2 separate regions of the Mus musculus genome follow, and region 2 is linked to region 1. Evidence: chromatin contacts called from ENCODE Hi-C or POLR2A ChIA-PET data. All regions are on one chromosome and are shown on one strand. Each heading gives the region's core, a stretch centred on a gene start or an enhancer-like site at or near the end of the contact. The rest is flanking DNA. Distances are from core to core; before and after follow the strand shown.

Region 1 (3,289 bases), core at 450-2,949:
GGCTCCATGCAGTAGATGAACAACTCAAAATGAACTCAATGATATATATATATATATATATATATATATATATATATTTTTTTTTTTTTTAAATAACCTTGATTTGGGGGGAGGGGCGGGGGGAATGAATCTGTATTAGCTTACTCTAGTACAGCGTTTCTCAATCTGTGAGTCCTGTCCCTTTTACAGGGGTTACCGAAGACCATTGAAAAACACAGATATTTATATAATGATTCATAACAGTAGCAAAATTACAGTTATGAAGTAGCAACAAAAATAATTTTATGGCTGGGGGTCACCACAATGTGAAGAACTGAATTAAAGGGTCCCAGCATTAGGAAGGTGAGAATTACTGCTCTCGAGGAGCAGAACTGATGAATATTTACTAAGAGGGGATTTATTAAATTGGTTTACTCAGTATTGTCTGGGCTGATCAACAGCGGCAGCTGTCCCCAAGGATGCATCTCTGCAGTCCCAAGCCGGTGCTGGGTTCCTAGAGAGCTGTTGGTCTTCAATCTGAGTTGGCAGCTGGAACACTATGATTCTAATGTCATTAAAGGAAATCCTTAGTGGCAGGTACAGGATAGAGACTTATCAGCAAGCCAAGGCAAACAGGCCAAAAGCCATCTTCCGTTTCCGTTTGGTACGGGTTGCCACCTGAGCGCACTGCCGCAGTAGATTTTCGCACTTCAAATAAACTGATCAAGAAAATCCCTCTGCTCAGGGGTTTCTATGAGGTAAGACCCTGAGTGGACCAGGAAAGCAAGCCATAGCCCCTGGGCTTTGCGGTAGAGCCTGCACCTCTCCTGGAGGCTAAAGAAGGAGCAGAGAGAAAGAAGCATGAGAAGCAAGGTTTACAGTCTCCTACCCAGAGGGTATGGAACATCTAGCTGGACTGGCCGGATGAAGGACCAGACTTCTCTAGGAATGAATACCAGTCCAGTACGAAGTTAAAATATTCTCAAATAAATTGTAATTGACTTGGCCCTGTTGTGCCAGGTGACGAAGCAAAAAAAAAAAAAAAAAAGAAAAAAGAAAATCCCTCACAGGAGTGTCAAGCTGTTTCCCTTCTCCTTGACTCCAGATCCAACCAAGTTGACCACCCAGATCACAAAATCCACATTTCCTCCTCCGGAAGCTTGGAATCTTCACTTTTTCACACAGTGTAAATATGTTCATACTTGCATCTGATTATTATTTGAGAGGAGAGAAGGGCAAATCTTGGTTCCTACAGCTGGAAGCTCGCAATTTGTGGGAGGAATCAAAGGAGGCACCCCAGCTGTGACGATAAAACAGCAGGAGGGACCTGTGGACAGAACTGACCTCTAAATACCGGAGTCCGGACACATCACTGAAATTGAACCTGTTTGTAAAATGGAAGCCTACCTTGCTAACTGTTCCACGAATGGGCGATAACTGCACAATCCAGTAAACACCTTCAAGAGCCACTTCAAGAGGAAGCTAAGCTTCTTCTGGAAGAATTGGCACGGTGGCAGAGGCTGCAGCTCTTGTCCCGTGAGACAGTCTAGGACTGACCCTATCCGCAGAGGGGCACCGGATCTCCTCCAGCCCGGGAGCGAGTATGGAGGTTACCCGCCTCCACCCAGAGCTGGGGTCTTCTGCACTTGATTTAGGTGAGGCGGATGCATCTCAAGGCTCAGTGCACAGACGGGTCCCGGAACTCAGCAAACGCGTGAAGACCGCGACGCAGGCGCAGTCTGCATCACGTGCGCATGGCTCGTTCCGCCCCGCCCACTAGAAGGCGGGGCCACGAGGCCTGGGCCCCGCCCCGATGCGTCCGGCTCCTCCCCGGGCCCTCCCTCCAGCTCTCCTGGGCCCGCGGGGAGCCGGGAGCCGGCCCGCTGAGCGGCGCTAAGGGTGGCGGGGCACTGTAGGCAGGGGCGGGCCCGGGGGCGGAGGCCAGGCAGCGGTTGCTACGGGGACTGGGCGGGGACGCGGCCCCGAGGACGGAAGTGAGAAAGTTGCCGGCGTCCCGGGGAGAGTTGGCCTAGCTGTGCGCGCACCGCGGCGATGGGAGGTTCGGGCAGTCGCCTGTCTAAGGAGCTGCTGGCCGAGTACCAGGTGCGCGGGGCGCCAGTTCTCGCGGAGCTCGCGTGCGAGCCCGCGCAGGGGAGTGGGGTTCGGGGAACAGGTGGCGGGGCGGCCGTGGCTTTCGGGCGGCTTGCAGACCCTTGTCTGGATTTGCCTTTCAGGACCTGACGTTCCTGACCAAGCAGGAGATCCTCCTGTGAGTGCTGCCCTGACCCCGGTCCTCCAACTCGGGATTGCCAGGGGAGGGCTTTGCGGGTACTTTTCTCGCGGGATACGGATTGGACGTCTCACCTCCGAGGGTGGGGCTGTGCTTCTGGGATGTCAGGATCACTGGATCTGGAGTCGGAGGCTCAGAGTGCAAGTCCCACCCGCTCCAGAGCCTCACCTTTGCACCACGCAAACACTTCTGTGTATCCAGGAAAAGTTGAACTGTTTGAGCTCCTCTAGCCTCCTCACTGCCGAGCTTCCTGCTCGCTTCTAAAAGGAACTGCTGTGACTCTTTGCGGACTTTGCCCTCTGGCAAAACCAAGAGGTCTTGTACGTGGCTCGCTCCAATCCCAACTTTACCTGTTTAATTCAGTAACCGTTAACGTTTACTGAACCCTTACTCTGCCCAGTAGCTCCTGAGTGATCCACACATTACTTCAGGAGGAGGTTACAGATCAAGGAATCAGGTTCAGAGAGTTCTGAGAACTTGACTATAAAGCACACTATAAGTGATTTGCTGGCCAGAGCGCTTGAGTTAGGTTCCTAGCCCCACAATGAAATTCTACTGGGAAAGAGGTGGTGGCTGAGAGGAGTCTCTGGAGTGGAGGTAACATGTGTTTTTGTTACTGTAATGTTAGAGTCCAGGTACTTGGCCCACACAGGCAGTCCTAACCAGCTAGGCTGTGCTACCTGTCCTCAGTAGGCCAAGGAAAGGGACAATATTGAAAAGCAGAGAAACGAAATGTATCCAATGTGGCCATACTGGGAAAAAAAAAAAGCTAAGAATGGACATGACCGCTCCTCCCCCCATCTTTAAGTCAATCTTCATGTCCAGCTGATGTGAGGTTTATATTTAAATAAAGGGCAAGGGTATGTAAAATTAAGCAGCAGTCCTGGGCAAGATGGAGTCTCTCCTTCATTGTCTCAGCTCTAGTCTCATGAAAGGTGATCTTCTGACAAGTTACCAGAGCCGTCTGTGTAAAATCTCTTCCTGGTAGACATTTTCTCCTAAGTAGACAACAGGCTTCAA
Region 2 (3,289 bases), core at 210-2,709, 37 kb before region 1:
GAGGTTTTGCCAGAGGATACCCTGGGCTACATAGTACGACCTAAAGAAACAAAACCAACAACCAAACCCCATCATTTCTCTCCTTTCTACTGCCATCAGTTTTTTGTAAGCTTTTACTACTTTAATCAGTATTCTCTGAACTAGCCTGCTGTCCAATTGCTCTTCGTTACAAACCACTATGGCAAACATTGCTTCACACTACAAATGGGTGTGGGTCTTCAGCCTGCTGTGTAATTTGTTTGTTTGGGTTTGATTTTTGTTGTTTGTTTGTTTTTCAAGACAGGGTTTTTCTATGTAGCCCTGGCTGTCCTGGAACTCACTCTGTAGATCAGGCTGGCCTCAAACTCAGAGATCTGCCTGCCTCTGCCTGTGAAGGAATGAATGCACTGGGATTAAAGGTGTGTACGACCACCCTTTCTTTCCCATGGGGAACAATGGATGAAACCGAGAACCCTGCCTGGGCAATTGTCTAACCACTGAACTTTATTTCCAACCTACAGTGTAACTTCTGTTAGCTCTTTCCTCTGCTCATGCACCGGTCCTTCCCTGCTAGGCTTCCCATCTAGCAGCCCAACTGCCTGAATGTGCACGATGTTCCTGCTCCAGAGAAAGCATGTCTATTCTTCAAACTCTAGATCTCAGGAAACTCTTAGATCGCCCCAGCTGTTGTTTATTCTAAACTTTTCCGGAAGTCTAGAATTCACTTACCATCCAGCACCCTTTAGGGGTCATTATTTCATAGGGCATCTCCTGGAATGTAACTAGTGACAGAGGTATTTCAACTGTATTTCCATCTCCAGTGATGCCTGGCACAAGTGTGTCTTTTTCATTTGCACAGAGGCTGGCAATTTCCATTTATTCTCTGGCCAGGTCTCAAGCAACTGTTACTACTCTGGTTTTTCCTGTTGACCGCCCCATTTTGGATCTGTCTCAGAAGCTCAAAGAAAAAAAACCAAGGGACTCAGCAAGGAAGAAGTCACATTGAGGGCCACACTGTTGACGCAGTAAAGGCGCCGGCCACGGCAGGCACTGACCTGTTCTAGCAGATAGATGAGCTGGTCCCGAGCCAGCCTCTTGAGCATAGAGAAGTCGGGAAGCTCAGGGGCGTCCAGCCGATGGGGAAAAGCCATGGCAGCGGTCACCTGAGCCACCGTGTGAGAGCAGCAGAATTCTCCCTGTTCTGCAAAGGCCGGCGACAGCCCAAGGTGTTACTGCAGGCTGGTACCCCGCTTGCCTGGGCTCTGGATCCCAGGACCCCCAAGGGGCCCTCGCTCCTCTGCCGTACTCGACGGATGAATGACCGACCACCTCCCGGACGGACGGCCACAGGCTCAGGCGACTCTCCTTGGAGACCTATAGTCACTGGTCCCGCCCGAGTCCACTCAGCCTGTCAGCAGGATTCCCAACGACATCCGCACACTCGGCAGCGTGCCGGGGAACCCCGCCTCCTACCCAGAGAAAAGCCACTTCCTAGACATCCCGGAAGTCCGGGTCTCCCAGTTAGCGATTAGAGCACTAGAAGGGGACGGCGGCCGGGAAGGGACATTTGAAAACGGGAGTGAATCTTTTCACAGGTTTACTTTGTGTGAATGTGAGCGGTGTGTGTGTTTGAAACCTAGTCTGCAGAGCACAGTGTGTGTGTGTGTGTGTGTGTGTGTGAGAGAGAGAGAGAGAGAGAGAGAGAGAAACCTAGTCTACAGAGCGCTGATTGCTGGAGTCTCAGCTGTTAATTTAGTCTCCAACTATTCAGTCCTTAGCTTCCTGGTAATAGAAGGTAAGCGAGCAGTGTAAAGAGGAATGAATGTGTTAGACTATGAAAGTTAAGGCTTGCCAGCTGTAACCCTTGGCTATTGGAGTTCGATTTGTTAATGGCCATTATGGAAGAAATGAATAAGCTTGTGGCACAATCATGCTACAAAACAACTGTACAAATTAAAGAGGCAAAATACAGAAGTAGTCAGCTGGTAGTGGTGCACGCCTTTAATCCCAGCCATTGGGAGGCAGAGGAAGGTGAATCTCTAAGTTTGAGGCCAGCCTGTCCTACAGAGTGCGCTCCTGGACTACCAGGACCACACAGAGAAACCCTGTCTAGAAAAACCAAAACAAAAATCAAAAACAAGCAAAAACACAGAAACACATCTATATAGTGTTGTTTACATAGAATTTGTTTATGAAACAAGGTCACAATATGTAGGCCATGCTGTCTATTGCAGATAGGAGCTGACTGGGGAAATCAATAAATGAAATAATGGGAGAAAGGGTGAGGTATAATACTTTGTTGTTTAAAAAAGAAAGAAAACAAAGGCAGTCTGTCATCTTGGTGGGTGTCTGTAAACCCAACCCTTCGAAGCAGAGAGAGGGATCAGGAGTTCTCGGCTACTCTGGTCTCCACAGAAAGTTGAGGGAAGCTGGGGTACAGCTCAGTGAATGAAAGGGTGGAGACTAGAGTTTGGATCCCCAGCACCCACAAACATGCTAAGGGGGTGTGACATCAGCTCAGTAACTTCAGCACTCCAAAGTCAGAGGCTGGGGATCCCTCAGGCAAGCTGTCTAGCTAGACTAACCTAATCACCTGGCTCTGGGTTCATCAGAAAACCCTGACTCAAAAGGTTAGCTGGAGAGCTAGCAAGGACTCCACCCCAACCTCTGGCCAACCCCTTCCCTGCCTCCCCAACTCCCACTCCCTCAAAGCAGAAACTCACCTGGGACAAATGACCCAGCTTCTAAAAATAACTAGCAAAGAGGAAAAGATGTGAGAGGTGAGACTTAAGGTATAGGAAATATATTGAGGCCAGGTATAGTAAAAATTTTGGAATTTTGGTTTTTTTTTTTTAATGGAAATATAAGAACACGTTTTCGTTCTAATCCCAGGTGTGGGATATGAGGCTGCTTCAGATGGTTCGCATCAACCATGATTTGCCTTGTGCTCTGGCAAGGGCATGACTTTGCCAGCTGCAGATAGTTTGTGTGTGACATTTGGAATTCTGGTGTCTTTTCAGAGGGTATAAATGCTAGGGCCCCAAGAGGCATGATGGGTTGTTGGTTGCAATTTGTTTAGTCATGGGTGAAGAAATTAGATATCCTGGCTGAGAAGATCAAACTTGCTCCAAGGAACTCATCACCCCTAATCAGCAGGAAGTAGTCTAATGATAATGTTGCCCCTTTCTGAACCCTGATTTTATTCAGGGGTCTCTTTCTTCTCCTATCCTTTTTTTCTCTTATCTAGTGTTCAGGGGTGGAAAGGGTAGGAAAGGGGTGGAGAAGGGTGAAAAGAATCCAGAATAACCAA

Evidence for each region. Hi-C counts contacts between places; a loop is a spot of excess contacts on that map. ChIA-PET counts read pairs that join two places held with the same protein, here RNA polymerase II (POLR2A).
Region 2: a loop to region 1 is called in a map of heart, with 4 times the contacts of the local background. The contact joins the promoter of Vps33b here to the promoter of Gdpgp1 in region 1. A Hi-C loop is called at or near these places in 1 of 37 maps with a recorded cell type or tissue (heart). POLR2A ChIA-PET finds 5 or more read pairs at or near these places in 5 of 5 experiments (Patski and embryonic stem cell).

What each region holds. Positions count from the first base shown.
Region 1 is chr7:80,231,303-80,234,591 of GRCm38, reverse strand. It overlaps Gdpgp1 (GDP-D-glucose phosphorylase 1), which reads right to left and starts at 1,699. Exons shown (of 2, transcript NM_178752.3): 1 at 1,387-1,699. Cib1 (calcium and integrin binding 1 (calmyrin)) reads left to right here and starts at 1,787. Exons shown (of 7, transcript NM_011870.5): 1 at 1,787-2,082; 2 at 2,214-2,248. The coding sequence starts at 2,032.
Region 2 is chr7:80,267,825-80,271,113 of GRCm38, reverse strand. Vps33b (vacuolar protein sorting 33B) reads right to left here and starts at 1,459. Exons shown (of 23, transcript NM_178070.4): 1 at 1,035-1,459. The coding sequence starts at 1,130.